Linked DNA regions of Homo sapiens: regions 2 and 3 are each linked to region 1. A link is a contact called in ENCODE Hi-C or POLR2A ChIA-PET data. All regions are on one chromosome and are shown on one strand. The core of a region is the stretch at or near the end of the contact, and the rest is flanking DNA. Distances in the headings are between cores, read along the strand shown.

The links. Hi-C counts contacts between places; a loop is a spot of excess contacts on that map. ChIA-PET counts read pairs that join two places held with the same protein, here RNA polymerase II (POLR2A). Pooled maps may share reads with other maps.
Region 2: a map of esophagus squamous epithelium shows a loop between it and region 1 (2.5-fold over the local background). The contact joins two enhancer-like sites. A Hi-C loop is called at or near these places in 3 of 168 maps with a recorded cell type or tissue (CD4-positive, alpha-beta T cell, esophagus squamous epithelium and testis). POLR2A ChIA-PET finds 5 or more read pairs at or near these places in 2 of 52 experiments (H1 and activated T-cell).
Region 3: a loop to region 1 is called in a map of tibial artery, with 2.4 times the contacts of the local background. The contact joins two enhancer-like sites. A Hi-C loop is called at or near these places in 8 of 168 maps with a recorded cell type or tissue (heart left ventricle, heart right ventricle, left cardiac atrium and 2 more) and 9 of 50 pooled maps. POLR2A ChIA-PET finds 5 or more read pairs at or near these places in 3 of 52 experiments (OCI-LY7, activated T-cell and activated naive CD4-positive, alpha-beta T cell).

The regions. Positions count from the first base shown.
Region 1 is chr2:62,177,196-62,181,031 of GRCh38, forward strand. No RefSeq gene overlaps it. Among named protein-coding and RNA genes, the nearest start is that of B3GNT2, 17 kb to the right of the region's middle. Within about 2 kb of position 1,921, at least 10 of the 41 ENCODE cell types and tissues checked have a DNase peak (open chromatin) inside an H3K27ac peak, as active enhancers do; they include heart right ventricle and tibial artery, where a contact is called at or near this core.
Region 2 is chr2:62,408,477-62,412,312 of GRCh38, forward strand. No RefSeq gene overlaps it. Among named protein-coding and RNA genes, the nearest start is that of TMEM17, 96 kb to the right of the region's middle. RefSeq lists enhancers at 1,157-1,246, 1,487-1,566, 2,498-3,257, 3,529-3,718. Within about 2 kb of position 1,740, at least 26 of the 41 ENCODE cell types and tissues checked have a DNase peak (open chromatin) inside an H3K27ac peak, as active enhancers do.
Region 3 is chr2:62,012,030-62,015,865 of GRCh38, forward strand. All of the region lies in intron 2 of COMMD1 (copper metabolism domain containing 1), which reads left to right. Among named protein-coding and RNA genes, the nearest start is that of COMMD1, 110 kb to the left of the region's middle. Within about 2 kb of position 2,247, at least 14 of the 41 ENCODE cell types and tissues checked have a DNase peak (open chromatin) inside an H3K27ac peak, as active enhancers do; they include heart right ventricle and tibial artery, where a contact is called at or near this core.

The DNA of each region.
Region 1 (3,836 bases), core at 671-3,170:
GGGTTGTATGGAGAGGGCTGCCTCACAACAATGTCAGGCTCAGGGGGAACGAATATCCCAGTGTCACTTGCCTTCTTCCCTCTGATGTCTGGCTAGGACTCCTCATTTGGCTGAACCCCACCAGAAGTCAGAGGACAGGGAAGCCCTTTAAGGTAGTACCCCCAGAGCAGCCTCCCAGGGCAGGGAACAGCAGGGAGATGGTGACACACAGAAGATGGCCAACACTGAACCTTAAATAATCTTTTTGGTTCCCAGTCTATTCAATCACTCAGCCAGCACTTATTGATCACCAAGCTATTTGATCAACCAGTACTATTGATCACCAAGCTATTGATCAGCCAATACTTATGGATCACCAACCTATTGATCAGCCAGCACTTACTGATCACCAAGCTATTTGATCAGCCAGCACTTATTGATCACCAAGCTATTGATCAGCCAGGACTTATTGATCACCAAGCTATTGATCACCCAGCACTTACTGATCACCAGACAGGCACTGAACTAGGAGATACAGTGGTAAAAATGCAGCCCTCATGGCTCACAATTCTTGTGGCTGCGTCAGGCCCCAGCAAGCTTCAAACCATATCCAGACTGAAGGTGTAAGATCACAGCTCTCCAGCTTGTACTGTAGTTATCGCATGACTTCTCTTATCTTCTTTCTGCCTGTCAGGAAGGACTATGGTCTCTGGTTACACTTATTAGTGGTGATAATGGTGACATGTACTTGTTGGCGTACGTTAAGGTGTGAATATTGAAAGGGTGCATATACAGAAGAACCCAGAAAAAGAAAAACACTGGGTCTCAGGAAAGGCAGGAATGGTGGTAAAGCCAGGTCACAGGAGTTTCTCTCCAGCACTTGGCCCTTCATGTGACCCAGCTGCTACCCATGCATCTGACCCTCTGCCTCCTCCACATACACCCAGCTTCCGGCTGCAATTTCCATAAATGTGGCCCAGCTCATCTATCCATGCCAGCCTCATTTGAGCTCACTACCTAGTCTATGTGGGGTGGTCCTTGAGCTGGCCCCCTTGGTCCTGGCCCAATCAGTGGCCATTCCTGGGCGTAGAATAGTTTGGTGCTATCTCTGAGCAGGGGGCTATAGATGGGGTAGTTTCCCCCCTCTGTAGGAGATACTGGGCATGGCAGAGCCCAAAGCTGACATGCTCAGAGCCCCCTACTAGGAGATGATAAGCTCCTGGAGGCCAGGGACCTAGGACTTACACTGGTTTTCCAGTAGCATATGGCATCATTTCATGGAATTCAGCCACTCAGTTGACATTAAATTAGACTGGGCAAAATAACCCCAAAGCTAAAAATTGGATACCTCAATCACATCTGTCATAGGAATCTTTTAAAGCACCAAGACACTTGACATTTGTTGAGAAGGACATTGTTGATCCATAGGCAGAGAAGCCAACCTGTGTTTGGGATGACAAGGAGACAGGCTGGCAAGGTGCACATCCTGCTGGGGACAATGGCTCCTTTCTCCTGAAATGCCTCCCAGCTCTGTGTGGCCAAGCCAAGGTGAGGCAAAGCTGAATTTCTTGCCCTAAGAAACAGCAGCAGGAGAGTAAGGGAGGTGCTGCCTTTGTACTATGGTGACCTGCTTATTCTGTTTCAGTGACACAAGCTCATTGACATTGCATGGAGAGAATGATGTCATCGATTCTTCCCAGAGCCAAGCTGGCCTTTCTGGTGGTGCACATGGTACTCCAGTACTGTGTACCACAGAGATGTTTTCCTCCTGGCTGGATGTGGGGAATTGAATTCCTTTGGCTGAAAATGAGCTATGAACCATAGTAAAAGCTGCTAGTAGGAAGGCCTTTGGACTTTTCTGGCTTAGAATTTCTGAGGAGTTCCATGGCAGTTTTCCAAATCAAATTCTTAAGTCCAGAGACTTAGCTGGAGAGCATCTTGAAGGTTCTCCATGAACGGTAGGCGCTGACCCCTGGGGGAGGGGAAGGTTTTAATTAACTTTGTCGGAGAAAGTTGCCAAGCACTCTTCAGCTGTTTTGGAATGTTGTATTCCAAGTTGTAGAGGTTATGACTTTCTCTTTCTGGAACCCAAAAGCGACTTGTGGAAGCAAAATGAGAACAGCTTTTGGCCTCCGACACCACAATGCATCAGCCAGACCTGGATGTTGCCACTAAACTGAGGAAAAACTGTCTCTGGTGTCTCCTTATGGCCAGAATGGCATGTTCGACTTTAGACTTGAAGACTTGGCAGTTTCGGAGCACCTTGTTGACCCTCTGCTAGGGTCTGGGTCTTCTCCCAGCGCCTGGGAATTTGAGAGACAGCCAGCTAATGGAATGGCCAACTGTGCAGTGCTGGGTACCAGGAGAGGGGAAATGGTGGCTCTTTGGTACTGTGAGGCCTGACATCTTGGAACAGACGGCACCTGTTGGGACTAATGTATCTAAGAATGTCAAGGAAAAGCATGTGAGAACTTTTCTCAATTGAAAGGATGTGCTGAATCTTTTCAAGAATGGGCATCCCATTCTCCCATTCAGGAAAGACTGAGCCCCTTTTGTCCAGCAGGCACCATGGTGGGTGTTAGAAGCTAGAGCAGTGAATCAGTCACACATTTTAAGGACAAGGACCACGTTCCATTCTTCTCTGTCTTGCTCGTAACAGGTACTCAGACAACACTGCACTGAAATGGTTCTTTTTTTTTTTTTTTTTTTTTTTTTTGAGATGGAGTCTCACTCTGTCACCCAGGCTGGAGTACAGTGGCACGATCTTGGCTCACTGCAACCCCCGCCTCCCAGGTTCAAGCGATTCTCCTGCCTCAGCCTCCCAAGTAGCTGGGACTACAGGCATCTGCCACCATGCCTGGTTAATTTTTGTATTTTTAGTAGAGACAGGGTTTCGCCATATTGGCCGGGCTGGTCTTGAACTCCTGACCTTGTGATCCACCTGCCTTGGCCTCCCAAAGTGCTGGGATTACAGGCGTGAGCCACCGTGCCCAGCTACAAATGGTTCTTTCAAAGTCCCCTGGCTTCACCCCATCCTTCAGTGTCCATTTTTCATCTCCTTCCCCACTTTGGTCTCCTATCTCACCAGATTAAGGAAAATGCAATGTCTTCCCTATGCAATTGCTGCTTTGCACGGAAAATCACCTTTAAGCCAAACCAATAATCTACAAACCAAAAGAAAACAAGAGGGGAAGGGACGAATAACTGATTTCCCTGCGAGCCCTACCTAGTTTTCATCTGGCACATTCTGCTTCTAAGTGGTTGCTGGTCACACTGGCAGATAGCCTGTTTCTCCTTAACTCTTCCTCCTCAACCACCTACTCTCTCATTAAAGAAAAAATTAAGAAAGTTTCCTGATTATAAAAATGATAAATACATTTGGAAAAGAGAACACATTGTCCCACCCCCGCTACATTTTTGGTTTTCTTTTGTTTTGTTTTTTAGAGACATGGTCTCACTCTGTTGCCCAGGGTGGAGTGCAGTGGCATGATCATGGCTCACTGCAGACTCAACTCCTGGGCTCCCTACGACGATTAAAAAATGACTTTCAGGCCAGGGATGGTGCTTGTGCCTGAAAAATCAAAATTTTCAGTGCTTTTGGAGGCTAAGGCAGGAAAATTGCTTGAGCCCAGGAGTTTGAGACCAGCCTAGGCAACTTAGCAAGACTCTGTCTTTACAAAAAAATTAAAGAATTAAGTGGGCATCTTGGCATGTGCCTGTAGTCCTAGCTACTTAGGAGGCTGAGGCGGGAGGATGATTTGAGCGCAGGAGTTTGAGACTGCAGTGAGCCACGATCATGCCACTGTACTCCAGCCTGGGTGACAAAACAAGAGTCTGTCTCTAAAAAAAAAAAAAAA
Region 2 (3,836 bases), core at 490-2,989, 230 kb after region 1:
ACAACTCACCTTAGTCGCGTCCAAATTCCTGACTCTAAGTTACCATTAGAGATGACACACGTTTTGCTGTTGAGGCTGCTGTTTCAGGGCAATTTGTTACATAGCAATAGATAACTCATGCAAAGCACTTGGCAACTCTAAGTGGTTTTTCCCACTGCGTGTTTGGGGAGGCTTCTGGACTGGGGTTTTGCCTCCTCTGCCAGACAGGAAATATTAGGGTTCCCAAAAGATCACAGCAGCTCACTCAACAGCTCCTTCCCTCGCTCCTTCTCTCTTCCCAGCAAATTGAAGGTACTTCCCTTTAAGCAACCAAAATCCAACAACAGATGCTTCAACAATAGATGCAAAAAGAAATCTGAATTGGGGGAGGGTGAGAAAAGAAAAATAAGAAAAAAGGGAAGAAAAAGATCCATCCCTGTGAGGTCTGAGAATAAAAGAAGGAAAAGGAAAAGAAAAAAAAAAAAAAAGAAATCACCAGTGAACCCCTACCTGGCTAAAACAGAGTTTTCTCCTCATCTCCACCCCCAGAGGTCTCCAGTCAGGGAGGTGACTGGCCTTGGGCACTGGTACATTCCCAAACACTATGTAAACAAGCCCCATCAGACCCTTCCAGCCTCCGAAGCTGTCATTGCCTCCCTTTTGCTAAGTTGGTATTTAAACCTTTACCTCTGGCTGTACAGCAAGGTACTTATTACCGAGTGCTCCCACATATGAATAGACCTCGTCTTTTTTCCCGTTCGTATGTCTATTGTGAGTCATTTCACAAACCCCCTCCTCAAACCTAAGTTGGTAGAGGAAAAGACTTTTCTCCCAGCACCCTCAAGTCAAAGAAATTCCCAGGGGCTGTCAAGTGAGAAGTTCTGGAGCCCACTGCACTGAGTATTCTCTCTGGTCAAAATGAACTTTCCTAAGAACAACCACCTCCAATAGGGGAGATGCTGCAGGGACCCCAGATACACCCACCACACCCAGATACAAATGGCCAGAGGCCCTTGGAAACACAGCTCCTGGACCTTAGGTCATAGCTGAGGCACCCTCTGACATACACAACGCTGCATCATCGCCTGGTCTGCAGCAGCTTCTTTTTGGGTTTTGGCTTCTTTAACAAACACTTAGTGCTTGCTATGAGTCAGGCTCTCTTCTAAGTATGTTAGAAATATGAAGTCATTTAATCCTCACAACAACCTGCCTAGGAAGGTATTTTTACAGATAAGGATCCTGGGGCACAGAGAGGTGAAACAATTTGCCCAAGGCCACACAGTGCATGAGTGGCAGGGCCAGCCTGGCTCCATGCTCTGCCCTGAGATGAGAATGGACCCAGGGTCCATTTAGTGAGCATTCTGTGCCACCAGGGCACTGTTTCTTGGCCAGCACTCCTGGGGCTGGACAGGGTTGTGTATGTTGGTTTGGGCTGGGGGGAATCCAGGGGTCCATGTCCAAGCAGGGCATCAGCTCTTGAGGAAGCAAGGCCATGGCCTTACTAGAGAGAACTTCGTCTTCCAGGGCCAATCTCCACAGTCAGCTGAGGGTCTGCCTGAGCCCTGCCCAGGGTAGGAGGGGCTCTTGTGCGCAGGCTCATACCTGCTTCCTCACCCCTGCCAGGTTTGCCCCTATGTTTCCCACCTTCCTGGACCAGTGCCCCTCAACTAAGGGCAGTTTTGTCCCCCAGAAGACATCTGACAATGTCTAAAGGCATTTTTGATAGTCATGACTAGAAGGCTGCTACTGGCATCTAGTGAACAGAGGCCGGAGATGCTGCGAAACAGCCTACAATGCACAGAACAAAGCCTCACCACAAAGAATGGTCTGTCAGTAGTGCGGCGGTGAGAAGCCATGATCTAGGCCCACCTCACGGCATCCTTAAGGCTGAGAACCCCTCCCGTGTGATCTGTGTCTTGTTACAGCAGGGGTCCAGCGTCCTTGGAGGGCCACACCCATCCTCACTTTGGCGTCTCCCAGAGGCTACAACAGAAAGTGAAGGACTCAGTTTGTACTGCAGCCTCAAGTTCTTGGAAATAAAATAAGGATGTTGAGGTCCTGGTAAATGTGGTGGCCATTATTTTGCATCAGGCTCTGTGCTGAGCACTTTATATATTTTATCTTATGTCATTCTCATAAGCCAGTCTGTGATGCTATTATTATCCTTCTTTTATAGATTGGGAAACTGAGGCTTTAAAAAAGTAGCTTGCTCAAGGTCACACAGCTAATAAACCTGGTGACAGTCTGCTTTCTAGCCTAACCAGGCCCTGGTATACATACTTAGGAAAGTAAACATGGTAAATGCCCAGGGAGAGCCCACTCTTGGCCTGGCTTATGTCCTCCCCTGGGATCAGCACCCCTCACTCCACAGCACAGTTGCAGCTGAAGCTCTCAGGGCCAGCTAATTCTCTTCCCCTCTCTGGTTCTTACAGAAGGAAGGGGAAGAGTACAGAGAAGCAAGAGTAGGGTTAATTTTTGTGCAGGGACAGTTAAGACAGAGAGGAAGGGGCAGGGAAGAGATGGACAAGGGAGGGAGGCCTGGGAGCTTTTTATTATTTATTATAGCAGGGGAAAGAATGGGAGGTTTGTTTCTAAGCCATAAATACTCTCCTTTGATCCCTGTGTCTATCAGAGATAAATTAGTCACTCTTAGGCCTCAGAAATTAATGACTGTCCTAATGATCACCCTAAGTGACCTTGCAGCATTCCTAATTCTCACCACTCCCTGCAAAGTAGCTGTGTCAGGGTTTGGCAAGGTTTGGGGATGAGGCAGGACTGAGCGGGATGAAGGTGTAATTTCATTCCTCAGCCCCAGCCTCACTTTGCAGAGATGAAATTGGCCTCTACTCCTAAGGCCAGAGAACAGTCAGAACCAGATCCCAACTTCTGGGCTCTGCCCTCCCTGGCTTTGCTTCAAGCACAGGGATGGGGAGCACTGCGTAAGGAAGCTTCAGGGCCCTGTGGAATTCTGACCTGGGAGAGGGTGGATCCCCTAGGGGTGTGCAGGCCTGCGAGGGGCACCTGAAAGCAAGAGGGCATTTGGATCAGGTTAACATCTGACCTCTCAGCAGGCCCTGCCCATTCAGACTGGGGAAGAGCTTTGAAGTTTCCTTTGTGTGATGTTTTCATGGCCCTGATCCTACTGTACTGGAATTAGCCCGAGGCCCTGCCCCTTCCCTGGAGATTTGTTCCCCAACTGCAAAAGTCTTAGAAAAATACCGCAAGCTCCACCCACCATCCCCACACCACTGAATGCTTTTTCCTTAGGCTAAAATACCAGGGAGGAAAAGGCCTCAGAACCCCCACCAGGAGACATTCTGTGCGTGTTTACAGTTTCTCAAGTGGAAAGCAAGGACCCCTGGAACCAGATCTGAGGGCAGGTGCTTCCCAGATAAGCATGTTATGGGGTGGGGAGGATGGAGTAAGGGAGGGAGAAGCAAGATTGTCCCTGGAGGCTTCCCAAGCCACGGGCCAGGTCCAGAACAGCAAGGCTGTGGGTTCTGGCCAGAGAGAAGAGGAAGCTGGTGAAGCCAGGCCTTCCGGCCGTGCTCAGTGAGCAAACCATTGTGCCTAGTGTGGCCAAATATCCATCTCGGGGATCTCTCTCTGAGCACCAATGGCTTCTCCTATACTATTGCTCAAGTCCACCATAAAAGCAGTGTTTAAAAACGAAGGGAGAGGAAGACAAAAGAGAGGAAAGCGGAGAGAGAAACGGGAGGAGACGGAGAGAAGCAAGGAATCCCAAACTAGACTGCTAGATTCTGCTAGATTCGGCTTTTCAGAGTAAAGACTCTGAGCAATAGTGCCATCTTGTGGCTATGAGTAGGAATTACAATTAGTTTTCTCTCTCTCTCTCT
Region 3 (3,836 bases), core at 997-3,496, 160 kb before region 1:
TTGAGGTCAGGAGTTTGAGACCAGCCTGGCCAACCTGGTGAAACTCCGTCTCTACTAAAAAATACAAAAAAATTAGCTGGGGCTGGGTGTGGTGGCATGCACCTGTAATCTCAGCTGCTTGGGAGGCTGAGGAACGAGAATCACTTGAACCCAGGAGGCGGAGGTTGCAGTGAGCCAAGATCACGCCATTCCACTCCAGCCTGGGTGACAGAGTGAGACCTTGTCTCAAACACACACACATACACACACACACACACACACACACACACACACACACACACGTGACCTTTGGCAGTGATTTTTTTTTTTTTTTTTGAGATGGAGTCTTACTCTTGTTGCCCAGGCTGGAGTGCAGTGGCTCTCACCGCAATCTCTGCCTCCCAGGTTCAAGCAATTCCCCTGCCTCAGCCTCCTGAGTAGCTGGGATTACAGGCATGCACCACCACGCCCAGCTAATTTTGTGTTTTTAGTAGAGACGGGGTTTCTCCATGTTGGTGAGGCTGGTCTTGAACTCCCGACCTCAGTTGATCCACCCGCCTGGGCCTCCCAAAGTGCTGGGATTACAGGAGTGAGCCACCGCACCCGGCCCCTTTGGCAGTGATTTAGTACAAGTCCCTAGTGATTGCCATTTCTTTCTCACCACCTCCCACAATGTTGATTTTCCATTTTTTCAGCCCGCTGTCAGTAAGAAGTAGCAAGAAGTAAATTGGCAGAAAAGCTATTATAAGCAAAAGGAAGATTCACTTAGCTAGTGATTCAAAGCATCACTATATGTCAGACTCATCTGAGGAGCTTAAAAAGAAATTAAGATGCCCAGACCCCATCTCAAAGTAAGTGGCTTTACTTTAATTTGAGTGAAGGAAGATTTCTTCTCTGAGGTGAGCTGAGCTTTGAATGACAAGAAGGAGGCAGCCCCAGGAAGATCTGGGGGCACAAAATACAGGCAGAGGGAGCAACCAAGGCAAGAAATTAGCCTTGTTAAGAATTTTAAGTGTAATGGGAAGCCATTAGAGGGTTTTAAACAAGGAAAGATGTGATGTGACTTATATTCTAATAGGATTGCCTTGATTCACCTATGGAGAATGGATTTCTGGGATCTCAGTACTGGGATACTGAGATCCCAGGGGGAAAATATCACTAAGGTTGGAATTGCTTTTCTGCACATTAAAAGCAATTCTCTTTTTCCTTGAAACCTCCATGTGATGTTAATTAGGTAAATGGGATTTCAAGGAAAAAAAAAATACAAAACAACAAAAAGAAAAACTGTTATCCTTCATTCTCTTAATAAGATGAGGTATTCAGAAATGAATGGAGCCAATATTAATATTCCACTCCAAAAAATAGTAGAAATGAGTTTACATGGACTTCTCACAATCTCCATTCCACATTTCCATCTCTGTTTCTCATTTATGACAGGTCCCTTCCTTTAAAAACTTTTTTTATTATAATATGTTCCAAAACTTGTTTGTCAAACCTAGGGATAACTAATAAAAATCAGTATTGTAGGGGGAAAAAAGTGAAAGCAGGAGGCCACTTACTGGGCTCTCACAGTGGTCCAGGTGAGATAACGGCATGGAAATAGAGGTAATTTTAAGGAAGTGAAGTGAGCAGGTAGAGTGTAGGTTTTGAATATGGGTGAGTTGCTTTGAGTTGACTTGGAAGGGATGTAGAGAATGAGAGAAAGTGAGGAATTGGGGGTAACACCTTGTTTTTTCTTGTAAGACTATGTTAGCATAATTTGGTAATTCTAGTCATTGTTAAAACAGTCTTATTGCAGTGTTGACTGTCTAACATACAACTTGAGTTTTCTGGTAGCTATAATTACCCCTTCCACTTGGGGAAAAATATGAAAGAAATCATTTAACATTTGGCAGTTAAGAAGATGTTGTTTGTGCTGAAGTAATTTTATTTTTAAAACTCTCAACTTACAGAGAGATGCACTTGAGATTACTGAACATAAATTTTTTATAGACTTTAAAAGAAAATCATTGTTTCTTATGATGTGCCCTTTCTTATGTATACTATACCCAATAAAATGATTTAAAGAGGAGGAGAGAAAAAGATGAGTGTCTTTGCAGATTCATTGACCCTGTGAGAATAGGGCTTTGGCACTGCTGAAGTCCTCAGCCTCTGACTAGTAGCTTGCCAGCACGCAGCCCCTGGTGTTGGACTTCGTTCAGCTGTTCAGGCTGTCTGTTTCTATTCTTGCAGACAGATGGGGTGCTTGAGAGGAAGCCAGGAAGCCAAGCCTTAAGAGGACTTGGAAGCAATTTTTGGATATAAATCCCTTGTCCTAAACTCAGGGCAACAGTGTATCCTGCCCAGCAGTGTTGAACTGCCTGTGTTTGTCTAGTATGTGTGTACTGGCTGGTTGGCTCTGGGCTTCATTCCATGTATGCCACTGCTCTATTGCCAAGATAAATGTAGAAGGCCTCTGGCCCAAGCCCTTCTTTAGTACTTAAAAAAAAAAAATTGTGGTAAAATACACATAACAAAATTTTACCATTTTAACCTTTTTTTTTTTTTTTTTTTTTTTTTTTTTTTTTTTTTGAGACAGAGTCTTGCTCTGTCACCCAGGCTGGAATGCAGTGGTGCAATCTTGGCTCACTGCAACCTCTACCTCCTGGGTTCAGGCGATTCTTCTGTCTCAGCCTCCCGAGTAGCTGGGACTACAGGTGTGCACCACCACGCCAGGCTAATTTTTGTATTTTTAGTAGAGATGGGGTGTCACCATATTGGCTTGGCCAGTATGGTCTTGAACTCCTGACCTCATGATCCACCCCCCTCAGCCTCCCAAAGTGCTGGGATTACAGGTGTGAGCCACTGCGCCCGGCCATTTCAGCAGTTTTTAAGTGTACAGTCCAGTGGTATTAAGTACAGCCCAGTGGTATTAAGTACAGATGGTTTTCTTTTTTAAGAGATGGCAGTCTTGCCACCCAGGCTGGAGTACAGTGGCATGATCATAGCTTACTGTAGCCTCAAGTCCTGGGCTCAAGCAGTCCTCCTGCCTCCACCTCCCAAAGCACTCGGATTACAGATGAGCCACTGCATCCAACCCATTCATGATGTTGTATAACCATCACCACTATTTGCAGATCTTTCTTTTTTAAATCCCAAACAGAAATTCAGTACACATTAAACAATAATTCCCAATTTCCATCTCTTCAGCCCCTGGTAACCTCTTTTCTACTTTTTTCTCTGTGTATTTGCCTATTCTAGGTACCTCATATAAATAGAACCACACAATATTTGTCCTTTTGTGTCTGGTTTATTTTACACATAGTGTCTTCAACTTTTATCGTTGTTGTAGTACATATCAGGATTTCATTCCTTTTAAAGGCTGAATAATATTCCATTGTGTACATATACCACATTTTGTTTATCCATTTATCTGTTGATGGATATTTGAGTTGTTTCCACCTTTTGGCTCTTGTGACTAATCTGCTGTGAACATGGGTATACAAATATCTATTTTAGTCTCTGTTTTTAATTCTTTTGGGTATATACTAGGAGTGGACTTGTTGGATCATACGGTAATTCTATGTTTTAACTTTTTAAGGAACTGACAAACTATTTTCTACAGCAGTTGCTCAATTTTACGGTTTTTTGCAGTACATGAAGTTTCCAGTTTCTGTACATCCTCACTAACACTTGTTAGTTTCTGGGTTTTTTTTTTTTTTCTTTTTTTTTTTTGATAGTTGTCATCCGAATGTATATAAAGTGGTATCTCATTTAGTTTTGAGTTGAAGTCCTTAATGATTAGAGATGTTGAACATCTTTTTATGTGCTTATTGGGTTTGCCCTTTTTGTTTGTTTTTTTGAGACAAGAGTCTTGC